2 separate regions of the Homo sapiens genome follow, and region 2 is linked to region 1. Evidence: read pairs that join two places in POLR2A ChIA-PET (ENCODE). Cell type or tissue: Caco-2. All regions are shown on one strand. Each heading gives the region's core, and the rest is flanking DNA. Links, peaks and the distances in the headings are about the cores only.

Region 1 (2,915 bases), core at 187-2,686:
ACAACAGGTGCTGGGCTGTGTACTTAGGATGATAATATTAGGGCCCCAGAGGTATGCACATGGAAAGTTGGAATGCTGGCTCGGGGCTGCCCCTGCTGGGGTCCTGTGTGGCTCTCCTTGCCAGTACAAACCTTCCATGGGGCTCAGTGCCATGGATTCCAGTAAATTTATCCCTTTCCTGGAATTCAGGCCTCTCCCTCTGTTCTTGTGCAGGGCTTGGGCAGGAACCTGTTGTTTCAGGAGCCAGTAACCTTTGAGGATGTGGCTGTGTACTTCACCCAGAATGAATGGGCCAGCCTGCACCCTACGCAGAGGGCCCTATACAGGGAGGTGATGCTGGAGAATTATGCAAATGTGACTTCCTTGTGTAAGTCCTCCTTCCTCTCTGAAACTCAGCTTCTGCCCTTGGGAGCTCCTAGATTCCTCCTTAGCAGAACTAGGATCTCTTTAATACCATCAGAATTGATGCCCTATGGGCTGAGCTCCCTAATCCCCAGTGCCAGGGGTAGCTGGATGGAGAAAGAGCTCGGTTCACTTTGGTGTTTAACAGGACTTTTCTCTTCCCTGGTTCCTAATGGAGACCCAACTGCAGGGGGCTTTCCTCTGGATACAGAGAGAACTGAGAAGGTTCCTGGTGCACTGTCTTCATTCCTTCCATCTTCCAGTTCCCTGGAGCTGATCTTGGCCCTATTGCCTATGTGTGAGTCCCCTAGGGCCCTCGTGTACACACCCCCCAGTGACTCTGGGAGCATTCTGTCCTCTTAGAGGCCAGAGTAAGCTTCAAGCCCTTCCTTAGATTCTGCAGATTCACTCCTCCCTGACTTCACTTAGTCTCCTGGGCCATCCTCTTCTATTTTCATCTGGCAAAGCAGAGTGTAGTCTGAGGGAGGTCAGTGTTGATTCTCCTCAGCTTCATGTTCCTTTTCTTTCTCCTGTAGCAGCATTTCCATTCCCCAAACCAGATCTGATATTCCAGCTGGAGCAAGGAGAAGCAGCATGGGGCCCAGATCCCTGGACACTTGCTGGGGGAGAGGCCCTGAGAGGCATGTGCACAGGTGAGCAGGAGAGCCTACCATCCTCCTTTCCAGCTTTGCCTCCTCCTTTCTTTTAACAATTTAGCATGAAAAAGGTTTTTCCTTGTCATATGATGGTTGTGGGGATTAAAATAGTCACTCTTATTCAAAGAAGTGTTGCTTACCAGAACTTCATCCCCGAACTAGAAAAGACGAGTCCCGCCATTTTATTTCTGCCATTTTTCTTTGTAAAGCTAAAGGATTTCAGGCTGGATGTGGTGGCTTACACCTATATCCGAGCACTTTGGGAGGCCAAGGTGGGAGGGTGCTTGAGGCCAAGAGTTCAAGACCAGCCCGAACAACATAGCAAGACCCTGTCACTACAATAAATAAATAAATTAGCTGGGCATGGTGGCATGTGCCTATAGTGCCAGCTACTCAGGAGGCTGAGGCTGGAGGATCCCTTGAGCCAGGAGTTTGAGGTTGCAGTAAGCTAGGATCACACCATTCCACTCCAGCCTGGGTGACAGAGTGAGACCCTATCTCTAAAAAACAAAAGATTTCAAACAGGCTTCTGTTGGTTCGTCAGCTCAGGAATATAAACACAATATAGTAAGAACTTGGTTTTGGTTTTTTTTTTTTTTTTGAGATGGAGTCTCGCTTTGTTGCCTAGGCTGGAGTGCAGTGGCGCAGTTGTGGTTCACCACAACCTCCGCCTCCTGGGTTCAAGTGTTTCTCCTCCCTCAGCCTTCTGAGTAGCTGGGACTACATGCGCGTGCCACCATGACTGGCTAATTTTTGTATTTTTAGTAGAGATGGGGTTTCACTGTGCTGGCCAGGCTGGTCTCGAACTCCTGCCCTCTTGGTCCGCCCCACCCTCGGCCTCCCAAAGTGCTGGGATTACAGGTGTGAGGCACCATGCCTGGCCAAGCACTTGGTTTTTAAAAAATAGATTTATTTATTTATTTGTTTGTTTATTTTTTGAGACAGAGTTTCACTTTTGTTGCCCAGGCTGGAGTGCAATGGCGTGATCTTCACTCACCGCAACCTCTGCCTTCCAGGTACAAGCGATTCTCCTGCCTCAACCTCCCAAGTAGCTGGGATTATAGGCATGTGTCACCACACCCAGCTAACTTTGTATTTTTAGTAGAGATGGGGTTTCGCCATGTTGGTCAGGCTGGTCTCGAACTCCCAACCTCAGTTGATCTGCCCACCTCAGCCTCCCAAAGTGCTGGGATTATAGGTGTGAGCTACTGCACTTGGCCTATTTATTTATTTTTTGAGTCAGAGTCTTGCTCTGTCACTCAGGCTAGAGTGCAGTGGCACTATTTCGGCTCACTGCAACCTCTGCCTCCCAGGTTCAAGCGATTCTCCTGCCTCAGCCTCCCAAGTAGCTGGGATTACAGGCGCCCGCCACCACACCCGGCTAATTTTTGTAGTTTTAGTAGAGACAGGGTTTCACCATGTTGCCCAGGTTCGTCTTGAACTTCTTACCTCAAGTGATTCTCCTGCCTCAGCCTCCCCAAGTGCTGGGATTACAGGCATGAGCCACCGCGCCCAGCTAGAACTTGTTTTTATAAGAACATTTTGTGTGTGTGTGTGTATAAAACTATATATGTAAATGGAATTTTTCTAAGTTCATAAACACTGAATTTTACATTAGCTTTTGAAAGAAAGCTTGTTTATGTATTGGGAATGAATGGTTTTCTTTTTTGAAAGATACTGAATTGAGTTAAATGTAAAGACCAATCAGAGATTTGGTATACAGCTTTCCTTATTCTATGGGCTCTGTTATCATATTCTGTCAATCTTTTATGCTATTCAGAGCCTCTGTAAGGCAAATGCTCCTTTCTAATTTCCCCACTTTGCCTTAATCAATACCTTAAATTGATTTCAGCATTT
Region 2 (2,915 bases), core at 304-2,803, 65 kb before region 1:
ATGTGTGCTGAAGGGGGAGAGGGCAGAGCCCTTCCCAGGCTCAGCCTCCTTTTAGATGGGTCTATATTAGGCAGACTTGATACCCTTATATGGCAGAACTTTAGAGCAACCACATTCCATCATGTTGATCAGTAATTCATTTGATAAGTGTTCCAGGGCCCAGAAGGCTAATTCAGGCATCAGCTAGAAAGCTATTGCTAATATTAAACTCAACATTATGCAGTGTGTGTTCATGAGGGCACTAACTCCACAGGTGAGACCCCAGACCCAAACACCAGTGCTCAGGGGACATCAATCTTAGCCATGGCTGGGTGGCTGAGAGGATGGGCCTTGACTGCCTAGAGGGGTATGAGGAAATCAGAAGCCACAGATCCTGGCTTCTTATGGGACTCAAAGGCAGGGGAATCAGCCTATGAACAAAATGGACACAACTTCAGTAGGTTAACCCACGTTCGTCCAACCTACTCTGATAACTGAAGACAGGAACAGACTCTATCCTGCAGAGGAGTTGAAGGGATCACAAAAGTGCATCTTCAGCAGGACTCACAACTTCAGACCCCTGCATTTACCCAGTGTTCATGCAGGGTAGGTTGTGGGAACTCAGCTTCCAGTTCTGGCCCCTCCCCCAAACATCTCCCCAATCCTCCCAGAAATGGCTGAGGCCCCAGGACACATGCATGGGACATTTATTGTCAGGAGAGTCTGAGCACTGCCTGGAAAGGACAGATGTGAGAACCCTGCAGACAGCCCTCAACTACCCTTCTGTAGTAATCCATGCTCACACTACTATAAAGAAATACCTGAAACTGGGTAATTTATAAAGAAAAGAGGTTTGTTTAATTGGTTCATGGTTCTGTGAGCTGTACAGGTTTCTGCTTCTAGGGAGGCTTCAGGAAACTTAAAATCATAGTAGAAGGCGAAGCGGAAGCAAGCCCTTCTTACATGGGGGAATAGGAGGAAGAGAGAGAGTGAAGCGGAAGGTGCCATACAATTTTAAACAACCAGATCTCCTGACAACTCACTCACTATCATGAGAACAGCAAGGGGGAAATCCACCCCCATGCCCCAATCACCTCCCACCAGGCCCCTCCTCCAACACTGGGATTACAATTTTACATGAGACAAAGCCAAACCATGTCACCTTCCATGGCTCCCATCCCAACTTCCACCTCCCTGCCCAGTCAGCCAAACCAAACCCTACAGGTAACTCAATCAACCCTCCCTATCAGGGGATCTCAATACTCACCACTCATCCCCACTTGCTCATCAAAGTAGTTCAACCAACATGCTTCTTTCTTTCTGGGAGAGAAGCTCTGGAAAATCCTCTTTTCTCCAGCTCCTTTTACCTCTAGCAATGCCTAATGTCCTTTGCTCCAGCTCTGACCCTAGCAGGGGTAGAATGTGGAGGCTCAGGTGAAATCCTCCTTTTTCCAGGGTGAGTGAGGATCAGAGAGGCTAATCTTTTAAATTTGGCTGGCCCTATGGAATGTGTGTGTTTCTGTCTGTCTGCGTGCCTCTGTGTGTTTTTGTACTCATACAATGTTTACTAAAGAATGATTATCTATGTATCCAGCAGTCCACAGAGAAGAAGTAAATACTTCACCTTTCTGAGGTCTGATTTAGGCTTGAGAATGCCAGTCTCCAAATGTGAGCCCAGCACTGGCCATGGAGAAGTGAGCACCCAGCCTCTCACAGTCAGCTCACAGGGACAGGGACACATGTCTTCAATTTGCATGGTAACCTCTAGATGCCTGATAGGGTGGCTCTGCCCTCAGAGGCTTCTGACTCATGCAAGAGGAGAGACCCAGATGAGATGAGGATTACTGACAAATTCATGTCAAGACTCACCTGACCAACAGTTTCATAGGTCAAATATGTATTGCCAAGCCCTGACTTGGAAGGTTCACACAAATTATTGCATTGTAAACACTGACTGAGTAAATTCCATCAGTCTGGATCTTGTTTCCTCATCTGTAATATAAGGAACTACGTAGTGTGGTGAGAATGATAGCTGGATATGTACTTTGCAAGTTACTTTCTTATCAATAAGTCTCCAGTCACCTTAGAGCTGAAGTCTCACTCTGACAACATGTTAGATATTAGGAATGTGCATTCACTTTCTATCTTTCCCTTTTTAAGTAAGAAATTTTTCTTCTGTTTTTAATGTAATATATGTTCAGTGAAAAACATTTAGGAGATGCACACCAAAAACTATAAAGGATTTATTTAAAAACAGAATTAACCACTATTAACATACTATTGCATTTTCTTCCATTTTTTAAATGTATGAATGTGTAAAAACTTGGCTTCATATGGTATATATAATTTTATATTTACCTTTTATTTTACCTAACCATATATTATGATCATTTTCCTGTGTTGTTAATGTCCTTTTAAAATACGATTTTTTATGAGAGCATAATATTCCAAGTGCCATAACTTAAAAAGAAAAAAAATTGACCATTCGATTATGAAAGAAAGTACATTCTTATTGTAAAAATTTAAAACCATAGAAAGAGTGTTAAAGTCAAAATGAAAGATCCTCCTTCCAATCCCATTTACTGAATGCCATCACTGGTCAAAGCTTAATATGTTGTTCTTCTACACTTTCCAGGTCAGTATATTAACTTATTTTCTTTACTATTTACTATCCCATAATTTATCAATCATACCCTCCCTCATGGACATCAGGCTATGTCCTGTTTTGTTGCTACAACAATAATATAATAAGCCTTCTTACTCATATAATCTTAGCGATTTTATTTCTGTAGGACAGGTTCAAAGGACAGGTGTATTTTTTTATTTAAATGAACAAATAGGTAATCTTCCAACAAAATTAGAACCATTCAGATTACCACCCATGTTGTGATGACTTTTTGAAATAAGCTTCAGGAATTCCAAAACATTCTAATAAT

Evidence for each region. ChIA-PET counts read pairs that join two places held together with the same protein. Peaks named below come from ENCODE experiments on the same cell type or tissue, not always from the same donor. Only the 100,000 strongest peaks of a DNase experiment are listed, where the experiment ranks them.
Region 2: POLR2A ChIA-PET joins it to region 1 with 7 read pairs; 2 of 35 experiments call an interaction of 5 or more read pairs at or near these places.

Annotation. Positions count from the first base shown.
Region 1 is chr3:40,481,650-40,484,564 of GRCh38, forward strand. It overlaps ZNF619 (zinc finger protein 619), which reads left to right. Exons shown (of 5, transcript NM_001145093.4): 3 at 214-367; 4 at 939-1,055. Among named protein-coding and RNA genes, the nearest start is that of ZNF619, 6.0 kb to the left of the region's middle. In Caco-2, for the core only: no CTCF peak of the experiment used is centred there; no DNase peak of the experiment used is centred there.
Region 2 is chr3:40,416,460-40,419,374 of GRCh38, forward strand. All of the region lies in intron 7 of ENTPD3 (ectonucleoside triphosphate diphosphohydrolase 3), which reads left to right. All of the region lies in intron 2 of ENTPD3-AS1 (ENTPD3, EIF1B and MYRIP antisense RNA 1), which reads right to left. Among named protein-coding and RNA genes, the nearest start is that of ENTPD3, 31 kb to the left of the region's middle. RefSeq lists a silencer at 1,660-1,860. In Caco-2, for the core only: no CTCF peak of the experiment used is centred there; a DNase peak (open chromatin) is centred at 1,782.